Linked DNA regions of Homo sapiens: regions 1 and 3 are each linked to region 2. The links are chromatin contacts, found by Hi-C or POLR2A ChIA-PET in ENCODE. All regions are on one chromosome and are shown on one strand. The core of a region is the stretch at or near the end of the contact, and the rest is flanking DNA. Distances in the headings are between cores, read along the strand shown. Region 1 holds the start of TJP2 (tight junction protein 2). Region 2 holds the start of PTAR1 (protein prenyltransferase alpha subunit repeat containing 1). Region 3 overlaps TRPM3 (transient receptor potential cation channel subfamily M member 3).

What was found. A loop is a pair of places that touch in the nucleus more often than their neighbours do. ChIA-PET counts read pairs that join two places held with the same protein, here RNA polymerase II (POLR2A). Pooled maps may share reads with other maps.
Region 1: a map of GM12878 shows a loop between it and region 2 (3-fold over the local background). The contact joins the promoter of TJP2 here to the promoter of PTAR1 in region 2. A Hi-C loop is called at or near these places in 2 of 168 maps with a recorded cell type or tissue (GM12878 and gastrocnemius medialis), 5 of 37 single-sample maps with no recorded cell type and 15 of 50 pooled maps. POLR2A ChIA-PET finds 5 or more read pairs at or near these places in 2 of 52 experiments (H1 and activated naive CD4-positive, alpha-beta T cell).
Region 3: a map of A673 shows a loop between it and region 2 (10-fold over the local background). The contact joins the enhancer-like site here to the promoter of PTAR1 in region 2. A Hi-C loop is called at or near these places in 1 of 168 maps with a recorded cell type or tissue (A673), 1 of 37 single-sample maps with no recorded cell type and 9 of 50 pooled maps.

Annotation. Positions count from the first base shown.
Region 1 is chr9:69,171,446-69,175,928 of GRCh38, forward strand. It overlaps TJP2 (tight junction protein 2), which reads left to right and starts at 2,832. Exons shown (of 23, transcript NM_004817.4): 1 at 2,832-2,987. The coding sequence starts at 2,928. It overlaps LOC124902175 (a long non-coding RNA gene), which reads right to left and starts at 152. Exons shown (of 2, transcript XR_007061566.1): 1 at 1-152. RefSeq lists a silencer at 2,421-2,850 and an enhancer at 3,741-3,930.
Region 2 is chr9:69,758,657-69,763,205 of GRCh38, forward strand. PTAR1 (protein prenyltransferase alpha subunit repeat containing 1) reads right to left here and starts at 1,355. Exons shown (of 8, transcript NM_001099666.2): 1 at 1,197-1,355. The coding sequence starts at 1,282. It overlaps LOC105376076 (a long non-coding RNA gene), which reads left to right and starts at 1,439. Exons shown (of 4, transcript XR_929910.3): 1 at 1,439-1,817. RefSeq lists enhancers at 853-902, 2,377-3,232, 4,087-4,549 and silencers at 1,043-1,512, 3,417-3,711.
Region 3 is chr9:70,560,336-70,564,816 of GRCh38, forward strand. The region is part of intron 22 of TRPM3 (transient receptor potential cation channel subfamily M member 3); the gene reads right to left. Among named protein-coding and RNA genes, the nearest start is that of KLF9, 150 kb to the left of the region's middle. Within about 2 kb of position 3,141, at least 7 of the 41 ENCODE cell types and tissues checked have a DNase peak (open chromatin) inside an H3K27ac peak, as active enhancers do.

The DNA.
Region 1 (4,483 bases), core at 1,582-4,081, 590 kb before region 2:
TTCACCTTCTGGCACCTCAAGAGTAAGCCTGCTGTCTCTTCCTTCCTTACTTCTCTCTGTGTTATTTATTCCCCTTACCTGGAAGGCTTTTTTCCTTCTTTGTGTCTTAAAAACTCATTCCGACCTCTCCTTTAGAATGTATAAGCAACCCCATCTCTGGAAAGCCTTCCCTAAGTCTCTCCTGCTAGACCACTCTGAGCCTGCCAGGAATCTCAGTGCTTACACAGTTTATCATTACTTGTTGATTGTCTACTGCAATAGACTGAGTTTCCTAAGGCAGGATCCTGAGTATTTTATCAAGGGGTTGACAGAGGTGTTCAGTAAGTACCTGTTGAGTAGAAGAATTTTTTTTTTTTTTTTTTTTTTTTTGAGACGGAATCTCGCTCTGTCACCAGGCTGGAGTGCAGTGGTGCAATCTCGTCTCACTGTAACCTCCGCCTCTTGGGTTCAAGCGATTCTCCTGCCTCAGCCTCCTGAACAGCTGGGACTACAGGCGTGCGCCACCACGCCCAGCTAATTTTTGTTATTTTTAGTAGAGACGGGGTCTCACCATGTTGGCCAGGATGGTCTTGATTTCTTGACCTCGCGATCTGTCCGCCTCGACCTCCCAAAGTGCTGGGATTACAGGCATGAGCCACCGCGCCCTGCGGAGTAGAAGTTCTTTGGATAAACACATTCTAGGAGTGGGGTCAAAATGTGCAAACCCACACGTGAAGAAGATGACTAATAAATTGTTTCTCCAAAGAGTTGTATTGATTTACACTGCCACCAGCAAAAAAGCTAATATATCAACTGAACCGTGTTTCTAACAACCATTTACTGAATGCTTATCATCTGTCAGGTGTTGTGCCAGAAGAATGGAGTTTGTCTATAAATATTTCATCATTTCGAGTAGTGCAGTCCAACAGAACTTTCTGCATTGATGGAAATATTCTATATTTGCACTGTCCAATAGGGTAGCTATTAGCCACATGTGGCTTCTGAGCCCTTGAAATGAGACAAGTGTGACTGAAGAACTGAATTTGTCATTTCCTCTAATTTTAGTTAATTTACATGTAAATGTAAACACTTACTGGTGGCAAGTGGTCATCTTATTGAACAGTGCCGCTCTAGAGAGAAAAAAGGAAATCAGTCAGTAGATGTAACTGCCACATTCTGGATTATTTTTTAAATGTTAGTGGCTCTAAGCCCACATCATTAAGGTGTGGCCACCTTTCAAGTGCTATCATTTTTATTAGTCAGCACCACCTAATTTGGGAAATATTTTATTTTTTTTTCCTTTTTTTTGATTAAAACAATTTTTAAAAAATAGAGATGGGGTCTCACTATGTTGCCCAGACTGGTCTCAAACTCGTGGGCTCAAGTGATTCTCCTGCCTTGCCTTCCCAAAGTGCTGGGATTACAGGCATGAGCCACCGTGCCTGGCCAGATTTGGGAAACATTTTATAAATAGGTGCTTAGATCAGGAGAGCAATGCCTTACATCAGGAATACAACCAAAATGTCTAAGTCCGGAGACTCGAGGCAAAGTGGGAAACGTTACTCACAGTGCTTTTTATCCAGAGGCGTGGACTTAGTTACTCCAAAGGAGTCCAGAAGCATAACACTTCTGGAGAGGCATCTACTGGACTTGTTTTTCCACGAAACTTCTAGACTTGTTTTGATCAGGCAGGAAGTGAAGCAACTTTTCAGGGAGAGAGCCCAGCATCTGCATCTCCTCTGGGACAGACCACACCTTTTACCTTCTACTTGTGAGCCTAGGACGAGTTTTGCTTTCCAATTAAGGGAAGAGCAGGGCAGGCAAAACTATTCTCTTACAAGATGGTTTTTTAAGATTTCAAACCCAAGGTTATATTTTTAATCGGTACCTGTTTGGATTCTCCAAATTAATTTATATGCTCTTAAAATAAAGACACTTAACGTCACTGCACAATTCTTTGCACATGGAGGACTTCGAAAGGAATAAGCACACTGAATTGCATTAGATGAATCCTGTCAGATAAGCACTTGTGACCTACTGGCAACCTTTTATAAGCTGATGATGGGAGAGGAGTTTCAATCTCTTTATTGGAGTTGTTGGAAATGTGCCAAAGAGATAACCTGGAATATATTGTCCTGAAAAGTCCTGTTTTAATATTTAATACGAACATCTTATAACCCTCGGAATTCGGGTAGGCAGTTGTTGGGCTGAGAAATGTGGGGTACAAGGCCGTGTATGTGTTGGTTAGCCGGGCAGGCCTCTAGACAGGACCTAAAACTTTGAGGTTTTCCCAGTTCGACTCTTCGTAGGAGAACTGAAGCTGCCTGTGTGAGGCCCTGCGAACCTCGCCAAAAAGTCTTCCTACAGGATGCCCCCGCGACCTCACCGGGGAAACACCGCGGACAGTCGGGCCAGCAGCGCCCGGAGCTCACTCCAGGTCTCCAAACTTGCAGCACTTCCCAGAGCGCGCGCGCTCGGAGCGGGACCTGCTTGCTCCAGTGCACGCCGCGGAGCGAACCATCGGGCTGGCGGGGGTGGAGGGGTGCAGGCGTGGGGGCTGCGGGCCGCTCGGGCCTTGGGCTTCTCCTGCCGCCGCCGCCGCCTCCCGCCCCCGGCCAGGAGTCGCGCGTGACGCGGTTCGCCGCAGGAGCCTCGAAGGCGCGGCGCCGGCGAGCCCTTCCCCGGCAGGCGCGTGGGTGGTAGCGGCCAATTTGACAGTTTCCCGGGCCGGGCGGCCAGCGCGGAGGCGCCACGCTCGGGTCGGGGGCGGGCTGACGCCGCCGCCGCCGCGGGAGGAGGGACAAAGGGGTGGGTCCCCGCGGGTCGGCACCCCGGCGGTTGGGCTGCGGGTCAGAGCACTGTCCGGTGGTGCCCAGGAGGAGTAGGAGCAGGAGCAGAAGCAGAAGCGGGGTCCGGAGCTGCGCGCCTACGCGGGACCTGTGTCCGAAATGCCGGTGCGAGGAGACCGCGGGTTTCCACCCCGGCGGGAGCTGTCAGGTTGGCTCCGCGTAAGTGCCTCCTTGTGCCGCGCGGTTGGGAGGAGGGTCGTGAGCGTGAGCGTGGGAGCGCTGGGGGCTCTGCTCGCGTGCTGCTCTGAAGTTGTTCCCCGATGCGCCGTAGGAAGCTGGGATTCTCCCATCCGGACGTGGGACGCAGGGGAGGGGTAGGTTTCACCGTCCGGGCTGATGACTCGTGGCCTCCGGGGCTCCTGGAACCTTTACTCTGAAGTCACTTGGGCTGGAGATTAAGGCGCGAGTAGGGGACACTGTCTTGAACCCGGTGTCCTGGATTTCTGCTGGCTTGGAGGCATCTCGTGTCTGTTGTGTCGCTTGCATGTCTTTGTGTTTTCCTTCTCTATTTCAAACCACACTCGGTATTGATGCAAAGTTACAGGCTTGTGTACGTGAGAGAAACTGAAAACTCATCACAGAGCAGAATCCCTTTTCCCTTTCAATCAGCTGCGTCTGTAATAGAAGTAAAAGTTGTTTTTTTTTTTTTTTTTTTCCAGTAGGGAATGGGGATGGAGGTTTGGAAGGACCCACAAAAGAGGAGTGTGATGAATGCTTTGTATTCTAGTACTAGCCTACCTGTCACCAGTTCTTTTTATGTCTTCATTTGTCAAGTTTCTGCTTTTACACGGTAGTTTAAGTTATAAATAATCAGGGATTTCTACCACAGGGTTTTAACATTCTTGAAATGTGGACAAACTTGGGAGTGAGTGCTCCCGCGCTTAGTAATGGAATACAGCCTCCCACCTCTATTTCAGCTTCAGTTCTTAGGCTAGGCTGCTTTTCTGGCAGCTGTCTGGCCTGAGTAATGATGGTTGTGGTTTCCCTGAAGTTCCCAGCGGAGAGTCATCCCATGATAGAAACTGCCTTGCGCTTCTCACTCACGCTCTCAGCCCGGGGAATCCCAGCGGGGAGGAGGGAGGGAGGTCGTTTTCTTCAGCTCCCCAGGTGGTCTGTGCTGGGTGTGCTGACGGTCCTTTTGGGAAAACAGGTCCACCTTTGCCAGCGTAATTCAGAAAGAGATGTAATTTTCTGAGAGCACACACCTGGGCAGGAGATCGCTTGAAGTGAGAAATTCGTAGTGGTAAATGTATTTGTAGCAAAGTACCACTGCATATCCTGCTTGAGAGGATGAAATTTGATTATTTAGTAAGTTTTCATGAACAACTCCACTTCAGTGTGGGGATTACGCAGATGAGCAAGAGCGTGGCTCTGTCACACAGTCCCGTTGGGAAAGCCTGCAACTCATTAAGAATCCGATGAGTGCCATTTAGAAATGTGGACAGGGTACTGGAGCTTCCTCATTGTGGGGAGATGGCAGAAGCGGAGGTGCTTTACTAAAGCACCGGTGGCTTTTGAGGTGTTTCTTGTGTTTTTTTCAGAACTACTTCTGCAGTGGGGCCACTTTATTTCTTTTCAGAGCTACTTATGCAGATTGATGAAGGGGAACTTTCCCCTCTGAAATGCTGCTGTAACTTTTTCAGTACCATCCAGAT
Region 2 (4,549 bases), core at 105-2,604:
AAGGGAGCAAAACATCCAACGGCTTCTTAACTGTTTTACAATCATCACCTTGGAGGAAAAGAACACTTTGGTAAGATACACGTTTGGCAACTTTTTTAGGCAGAAAAGCTGAACCGGTTAGAATACTTAAAAAAAAAAATCATGAGCTCCAGTCTAAAGAATAAAATAAAAATAAATTAAATAATAATAAAAAATAATAAACTAAAAAAAAAAAAAATAAACTCCAAAAACAACTAGCTAAAATGAAAGTAATGCAGAACTGGATGCCATGTTTCTTTTCTTTGAGGAGGAAGAGGTATGGGAAAGGAGGTACATTGTTGCTTCTTCCCTACACCTTTGTATAATGTAGATCTCTCTCTCTCTCTCAATAGCTTTCTTTTCACTTGTTACATAAAAGCAAAGTGTTACAAAAAGTAGACTCTTGCGGTATCTTCCCACAGTACTTCAAGTAAAATGGAAGAGATACATATGTCAGTTCTGCAGTGTCCCGTTAAAGAGGGCAGCAGTGTTGGGATAAAAATGAGTTAACATGCTCCTTGTAACTATGAATCCGCTTATGCTAAAAAGTATCAAGGTTTCATTTGCTTTATCCCAGACTCCACACTGCGCCCACAGAAGCTTCTCTTGAGAATGTTCTGTTCACCTTTCAAAACACAATGTATTATCGGAGTCACTTTACAATTTTGTGGCAAGTAAGGCTAAAGTCAAAAGCAGCCTCAAACCACCTTTAGTTAGTAAACTGAGGGGTTTGAGGCTCATTAAAAGTAAGAGGATCGGTTACCCCCTCTTGCCAACGTCCGGGATGAATCTCAAGAGTTGTGTTTACAAGGCATACACGGACCCACATCGTTGTGTGCGCCCGAGTACCTTAAACACAGGAAGGATGTCGACCTACGGGGGACGTCTCTGGAGTTTCGTGAACTCCTATGAAAAGGTGGGGAGGGACAGAGAAAGTAGTTCCGTTTTGATTTTTTGAGGTCACTTCTAGGGACTCGACCGCGAGCGCGTCCCGGTAGCGGAAAGCCGGGCCAGCGGCGGCCGACAACGGTCCCGCCCGACACGGCTCTGCCTCCTCCCTAGAAGGGCTCGTGGGCCAGGACCCGCTGTCCGCCCGCCGCCCGAGGTCGGGTGGACGCTTGGCCCCGCCCCCGCCCGCTCCCGACGACCCTCGGAGGCGGCGGAGGCGCGCGACTCACATGTGTGGGTTCCTCCTGAAGGCGTTAGTGATGTCCTTCACAACCCGCTGCACCAGCACCGCCACCTCCTCGCTGGTCTCGGCCATGTTGGCGGCGGCCGCGACAGTTCGGGCGCGCCTCCGCGTGAGCCGGGCCGCCGGCGGGAGTTCCGCGGAGAACGAGCGCGCGCGCGCGCGCGCGGGTGCTTCGGCTAGGCCGCGTCCCCGCCGCCGCGGCCGCCGCCGAGCACTTCCGGGTCAGCCAGTTGGCGGCCTGGGCGTGGCGTTAGCTAGGGTTGGTGGCCTTCCAGTGAGTGGAGAAGTTCGCCTCCGCGCGGGTAACGGACTTTCTAAGCGTCAGAGAAGATGCTGGACATTTGTTTGCAAAGTTCTCTCAGGCCTCCGATTTTCTTATTTTAAGTTTTAGGCGAAACCTCAAGACACACTCCCAGAGAGTCAGACACCTTCCTGAACCCCCCCAGCAAGGTCCCCGGGCATTCCTGAAGGAATGTTCAACTGAGGATGCAGGGCCTCTTAACAGTTAGTCCCGGGCGTTTTTCAGAGCTTGTCTGCTTTATTTTCCCAGCCTGAGAGATGAAGAGGTCCAGAGGCATTGCGGCGGAGCGAGTCCCTATTTGACCGTGTTGGTGACCTCCTTTCTAACTGTGCCAATTTTTGTCTCTGAACTTGAAAGCAGCCTTTTTAAAAAACATTAATTAAAATTCTTAAATTTATTAAAGGAAGAGAAAGGAAAGTGAAGGAAAAGTTATTTGCCATCTGTATGTAGGAAGTAGAAGTGAAATCGTTTTTAGATTTTTCGACTTCATTTTGTACTGCATTTGGTAGCCTTTGCGTCAATTTTGGAATTTAAAAAAAAGGATCAAGGCTCTGACAGGGTTTGTTCATAATAGCAAAAATAAATTTTTGTAGGAAAAACGAGCTTTCTAGTTTATTTAGGATTTTGAAATGCCATAACTAAAATTTTTGTGTATCAGGTTTTCTTTTGCACCTCTGGTAGAAAAATCTGGCTGCCCTTGGTTCAGTTTTATTCTTCCACCCTTGAAATCTGGCCAGGTGCGGTGGCTCACGCCTGTAATCCCAGCACTTTGGGGGGCCAAGGCGGGCGGATCACAAGGTCAGGAGATCGAGACCATCCTGGCTAACACGGTGAAACCCCGTCTCTACTAAAAATACAAAAAAAAAAAAAAAAAAAAAAAAGCCGGGCGTGGTGGCGGGCGCCTGTAATCCCAGCTACTCCCCACTGCACTCCAGCCTGGGCGACAGAGCGAGACTCCGTCTTTAAAAAAAGGCCGGGCGCGGTGGCTCACGCCTGTAATCCCAGCACCTTGGGAGGCCGAGGCGGGTGGATCATGAGGTCAGGAGATCGAGACCATCCTGGCTAACAAGGTGAAACCCCGTCTCTACTAAAAATACAAAAAATTAGCTGGGCGCGGTGGCGGGCGCCTGTAGTCCCAGCTACTCGGGAGGCTGAGGCAGGAGAATGGCGTGAACCCGGGAAGCGGAGCTTGCAGTGAGCCGAGATTGCGCCACTGCAGTCCGCAGTCCGGCCTGGGCGACAGAGCGAGACTCTGTCTCAAAAAAAAAAAAAAAGAAATCTGTATCTTTAAAAAGCTATTAAAAAAATAAACTCATGGTGTGTTTAATGTGAACATATGCGGAGCGTTTGAAGTAGTTTTTATGATTGTAAAAGTAAAAGCTATCTATTGCATGTAAAGTGAATGAGAAATATAAACGAAAAATATAAATTTACTATACTCAGTGGCCAGTATTTCCTGTGGGTATGTTTATAAAGGCTGGAGTTAGCCTTCTGGTTGTAAAAGAAGTGAGATAGGACCGGGCACGGTGGCTTACACCTGTAATCCCAGCACTTTGGGAGGCAGAGGCGGAAGGATCACGAGGTCAGGAGTTCGAGACCATCGTGGCCAAGACAGTGAAACGCCGTCTCTACTAAAAATATAAAATTAGCTGGGCGTGGTGGCACGTGCTTGTAATCCCAGCTACTTGGGAGGCTGAGGCAGGAGAAGCGCTTGAACGCGGAAGTAGGAGGTTGCAGTGAGTGGAGATCGCGCCACTGCCCTCCAGCCTGGCGACAGAGCAAGACTCCATCTAAAAAAAAAAAAAAAGAAGTGAGATAGAAGTTTCACAAAATTGTAGCCAGCAAGGTGGGACAGGATTAAGAATTAGTAAAGTCGGCCGGGCACGGTGTCTCACGCCTGTAATCCCAGCACTTTGGGAGGCCGAGGCGGGTGGATACCTGAGATCAGGAGTTTGAGACCAGCCTGGCCAACAGGGTGAAACCCCGTCTCTACTTAAAATACAAAATTAGCTGGGCGTCGTGGTGCATGCCTGTAGCTCCAGCTACTTGGGAGGCTGAGGCAGGAGAATCGCTTGAACCCGGGAGACGCACGTTGCAGTAAGCCAAGACTGTGCCCTGCACTCCAGCCTGGGCAACAAAAGCGAAATGCCATCTCAAAAAAAAAAAAAAAAAAAAAAGAAAGAAAAAAAAAGAGTTAGTAAAATCAATCAAAATTTAACCGATAACAAGTTCTGGAGTGAAGCAGTGAAAAGAGTGGAATGTGTGTTTAGATTTCAAGGCAAAAGACAACTTTAAATATCCTGATTAAGAATGTAAGACCAGTTCTTAAATTAAAATTCTTAAACTTAGTAAGTTTTCTTAATCAGGACCTTGCATCCTAATGGCAGTGGGAAATAAATCCCAATTTCTGGAGGCAGAGATCAAAGCAGCACACTCAGAAATAATGATTTTCCCCGAAAGGCTTTATTTAACAGGGAAAAAAGAAAACTTTGTCCCCAAATTTTGATGTAAAACAGCTATTTCAGAAACAGAATTCCTCTGTATGATTCTGTGTATGCCCTCTCCACATGCAACCTCTTTATAGTCATTTGAAAGGCATGCATTGTATCTTGTTTCCTCTAAGAATTCACAAATTGTTTTACCCCAATTATTAAGAATCTACTATGTTTAGAACTTGTTTTTTTTTTTAGAATTGGAGCATAATTAGAACTCTGAGCCAACTCTCTAATTTTACAGATAAGAAAACAGAAGTCCAAAGGATTTAAGATTTGAAATTCATAAATCCTCAATAATGATATATATGTATACAAGAATAGGGCATAATAAATTCAGCGTGATTTTGTCGAAGGACTACAAGATTTATGTTCATTTATTGATAATAAAATACAGTAAATAACTTAAATGCCCAATGAGAGGGGATTGATTAAATTATAAATTTATATGGTAAGATGCTATTTAGTATTTGAAAATGTAGGGGTGGGTTGCCCCTACACACTTGTGGGTGTTTCTCGTAAGGTGGGACGAGAGATTTGGAAAAG
Region 3 (4,481 bases), core at 1,891-4,390, 800 kb after region 2:
ACTACCCTCTGTCTGACCCTGAAGTCTATATGTATTCTGCTCTACCTCACATGGCCTTGCCAATGTAATATTAGTGGCCACCTACCGCAGGCTTAAATGGAAGGCCCTGTGCTATGAGCTTTACGTATATCACCTCATTTTAATCTTTACCATATTTTGACATGATAGGTCTAATGTTTCCCATTTTACATTTGAAGTAGGGAGGCTCAGAACACTTTAGGGTCCCTGTCAGGTAGCTCAGAGCCAGGAAGAACAAAATCAGGATGTCTATAAAAGCCTGGTGAGCTACAAATTCCCTTTCCTTGGTGCCTCTGAAGAAGGAGCCAACGTGGGATTGAGAGGAATCTCTCAATTATGAACAAATCTAGAAACAGTTCATTAGACATTGATTATTCTTGTCCCTATCAACATGAATAACTTGGCCTGAGCCGTTCAGATGAAGTACGAGTACACAGAACAGTTTAAAAGTTCAGAGGGTGGAGAGAGAAATTAGGTTCAAGTAAGAGGTATCAGGGGCAGGCACCTCCACCCCAAAGATTAAGACACTTGCCCTGTTGATTTCATCCTATAATATGCAGGGAAAAGAAGTATTTATTTATTTAATATGCACACCATCTTGTCCCTAAAAAGTCAGAGAAATTTAAAATGGAACACCAATGTTTGATATAATCAGAGTCATCCTTAAAAATATGGCAAAAAAGGATATTTCTTGAAGAATGCCCCTTCCTCTCCTGTCTGAAGAAATGTTTCAAAAGCTCAGTCCAAATCACAAGCAATGGAATAAAGAGCTTAGTTGAGTATCTGACTACATTTATCCTATTTTTTTTATAGAAAGGATTTTCATCTAAAAATCCATCTTGAAAAGATAACGAGACAAAGAGGATTTCTCCACCTCCTTTTGAAAATCTATACAGTTCGCCATGGAGGATTTAGAATGCCATTAGCACAGCTGCTGTGGCTTTACTGGGAGGACAAATTTGATTTAGATAACGCTGCCCTTTGGCCTTTTCCTGACACAACGTTTTCCTTGGCAAGACAACTGGAGATGCCTCCCTTTGCATGGCTACATCTTTCTAGAAGTTTCCTTATCTGAGGCTCTTTGATTGTGGTGGGTCCAGGTGGAGGTTTTCTCTGTGGAAACATGAGGCTCTTTCTATTGCTTTCAGTAGGTGACTGCCAATATCCTCTTATAATGGACAAGAAGAGCAAAGGTCGCTGAAAACCAGGCAAGCCCAACTTTCTAGAGTCAAAAGCACCATCTACTAGCATCCCCTTTTACTTCTTTTGTGGCTTAAGTTTTTTCTCTTCACCTAACCCAAACACTAGGTAAGATGCTAACTGATAATGATATGGCGCAAAGGCAGCCACTGGAAATTGGTGGGAGGCCTTGGTTTCTCCATCCATGAACAAAGGGAGTTGGGTTATTGATATTCTCTACAGTGCAACAGACACACAGCTTGGGAAGTCCAAGATGGCTTTAGGACACACAAGCAGGGCATTAAATGGCACTGAACTAGATAGTAAGGGATGACACTGTCAAGCTTCTTTCCATCTTCCTGACGCCATCAGAGAGAAAGTGTTAGTTTAAGCATACTATTCTTTTAACACTTCCTTAATGTTTGCTAAATTCCCTTTTTTAGGAAAGACTGAGCTCAAGCATCTGGTAGAATTTCACAACAATGTAGCGTTTTTCATTCTGTTTATTTTGTGGTTATCCTCTATTTATGTCAAATGATACTGATTTTCAACTTGTGACCCTAAATCTTTAAAAATAAATTAAGTTTCTAAAAAATGAGCCAATTTAACAAAAAATATTTAAGAGTAGAACAAAGGTTATAAACTAGTGAATGGGGGTATGTGGTTGACTGAAGTTTGGGAAATGCTGGATTAGATTATCTCTAAACTCCATCTATTCCTGATATTTTGTCACTCCACGATTCCAGGAAAAGGAGCAAAAGACTTGAATTTGCCCCAAACTGAATCATCTATCCCAGGAGCCAACTGTAGGCCACTTGTAGAACCTTAATCTTTTTATTCCTGGTAGAAAAGCAAACTAGCTCCCACTGCATTAAATGGAATTCAGCCCCTACCTGGGGAAAAAAAGGGACCAATGATATAGCCTCCAACTCTTCAGGGCCATCTTGGCTTCTGGTCTATCTGCTATGTGCACACAGTTTCAGCTTTGAGCTATTCAGAACCCACTATTAAGCTCAATGTCTCATTTTTTAATCCAGTAAATTAGCAGGATGTCGCAAATCTAGGTATGTTGTGTGTGTGTTGGGCAGGGGGGAGGTATGGGGGGAAGAGCGTCCTGGGGGAGAAGTGGGGAGAATTCAATTCCCTGTTACTTGGTTCCATGTTCTTCCTATCCTATATATCTAGCTTTACCTGGAAACAAAAATTATTTATTTGAAGAGGGCTTCAAAATTCTAACCTTAGTATTTCATTATTTTGCATCAGGAATTAATATCAGAAATATTTTATGCAAATCTTGCCTTGGAAGAATATATATCTAAACTAGCCTATTGTACACGCCAGTGGGTTTGCTGTCATGATTAGGAGATCGATTGCATTAACAGCCCCAATTTCTCTCCCCTCCCTGGATCCACACTGCTTTGTCATGTGATGTTAGAGTTTCTATCACTAAACAGGTGGGATCTCTTTCTTCACCTCTTGATTCTGAGTTTGGCCATGTGGTTTGCTTTGGTGAATGGAATGTTAGCAAATGTGACCCACACAGAACCTTGGAAAAGCCCTTAATGTTTCTGTTTCCACTTTTTGGCTTCCGCCATTACCATAAGAGACATGCATGAGCTAGCCTGTTGGAGAATGAAACACAGGGAACCTTTGCTTCTAGGTGCTTGTTTTCTGAGCTGAGGCTGTTCTGGAGGAGGTGATAGCCCGCTGACCTCCTGGCAGGTGATTGAGCCCAGCCCAGACCAGAAGAACCATGCAGCCAACTCTCAGTCTTCTGAGCTCAATACGTGCTTATGGCGTTAAGTTCTGAATTCTAGGGTGGTTTTTCCTGTATCATTTTTGTGTTGATAGATACCTGATAAACAAGCTAAATTTCCCTTGCCCTGCTCACAGCTGGAAGAGGTAGCCCTACGTCCTTCAGGCTGACAAAGTCCTTTCCTCATTTCTTCACTTCTCCTTTCACCCAATTCAGGCTACAGATGATTGGAGCAGATTCCACCATTGACCAAGAAGGAGTGAGTTCATTGAATGGCCAGTGACTAATCAGACTCTTTGTGTTTAGAAATAAAACAGAAGTGCAGAGACTTAAGTTAGATGATGGCATGTACTTAAAGAACATATAGAGCCTGACCTCACTGGGTCATGTAAAGCAAGCCATATGAGAGAGGGATGGTGGAGGAAGGGAGAAAGGAAATGGGAGAGAGAGCAAGAGAGAAAGAGAGAAATGATTGATTGATTATTGATTGAGGCAGGAGAGAAGTATAGAGAAAAGCAGATGAGTGTGGTCATGTCTTCTGATTCTGACTTTACAAAACCACTTCTGGTTTTGTTCCCAGTCAGCTCACGCATGTCGTGCTCTGCTTCCTGTCTTTGAATGCCTCTGTGGTTTTCTCTTAGGCACTTACAGTCAGTCTTTATTGAACCTACTCTGTGTAGTTTTGTTTTCTTACAATCAACATTTTTCTCTGGTTGAGAACATAGTCGCTAAGACTTCAGAAGGAATCAGTTTCCTTGCCTAGTAGTTTCATCAGAGAAGGGAGGGGCTGTGAGAAGGGAGAGGGAAGCTCTGGGAAGGGTTAGAAGAATGGAAATAATTGTGTTTAACTCAGTTTTACTCAGGGCTTGCCTCATCATCATCATTACACCTTCCTTTTGATATTTGCATATACGAAATAGGATTAGATAAGTTCTTTCCTTCTTCAAACCAAAACAACAGAAAAATTTCAGAGAAAACATAAAATAAGTTACTCTTTCAGATTTTTGTGTTGCTGTCCACCTACCTATAATTCATCACAACTCCCTGACACGCAACAATACACCTTTCTGAGCAATGAGGGCAGGAGGAGGCACCCCTTCCCCTGTAGGTGAAGGGAGCTGGAGTCCATTCTCATTGCCTTTACTGTGGAAGGTTTTCCCTGTGAGTCCACACTACCTCAGCCTACAGGCCACACACTAAGGAATATGCTTGTTGTTTCTGTTTAAAATGGAATTGTATTACTTTTCAGAAGCCCATGCATATTTAGGGTATTAGAGTATTCAAAGAGGGAAGAGCCAGGGCCCTCTTCAAGAGGGGCCTTCTTAGGAAAAGAACCAGCAACCTCATATCAGGGCTCTCTGTGCCTGGAAGGATCAGTCCAGTGAGCCAGACTGCATGTCTATGTGTAAATGCACATCAGGGGACATGAGGCTACACCACCTCCAAAGAAATAATCTATGGCTCTTGTCGACTCCCATTGCATTGTGCCTGAGGGGTTATATGATATCTACAGAAATGATCAATGTGG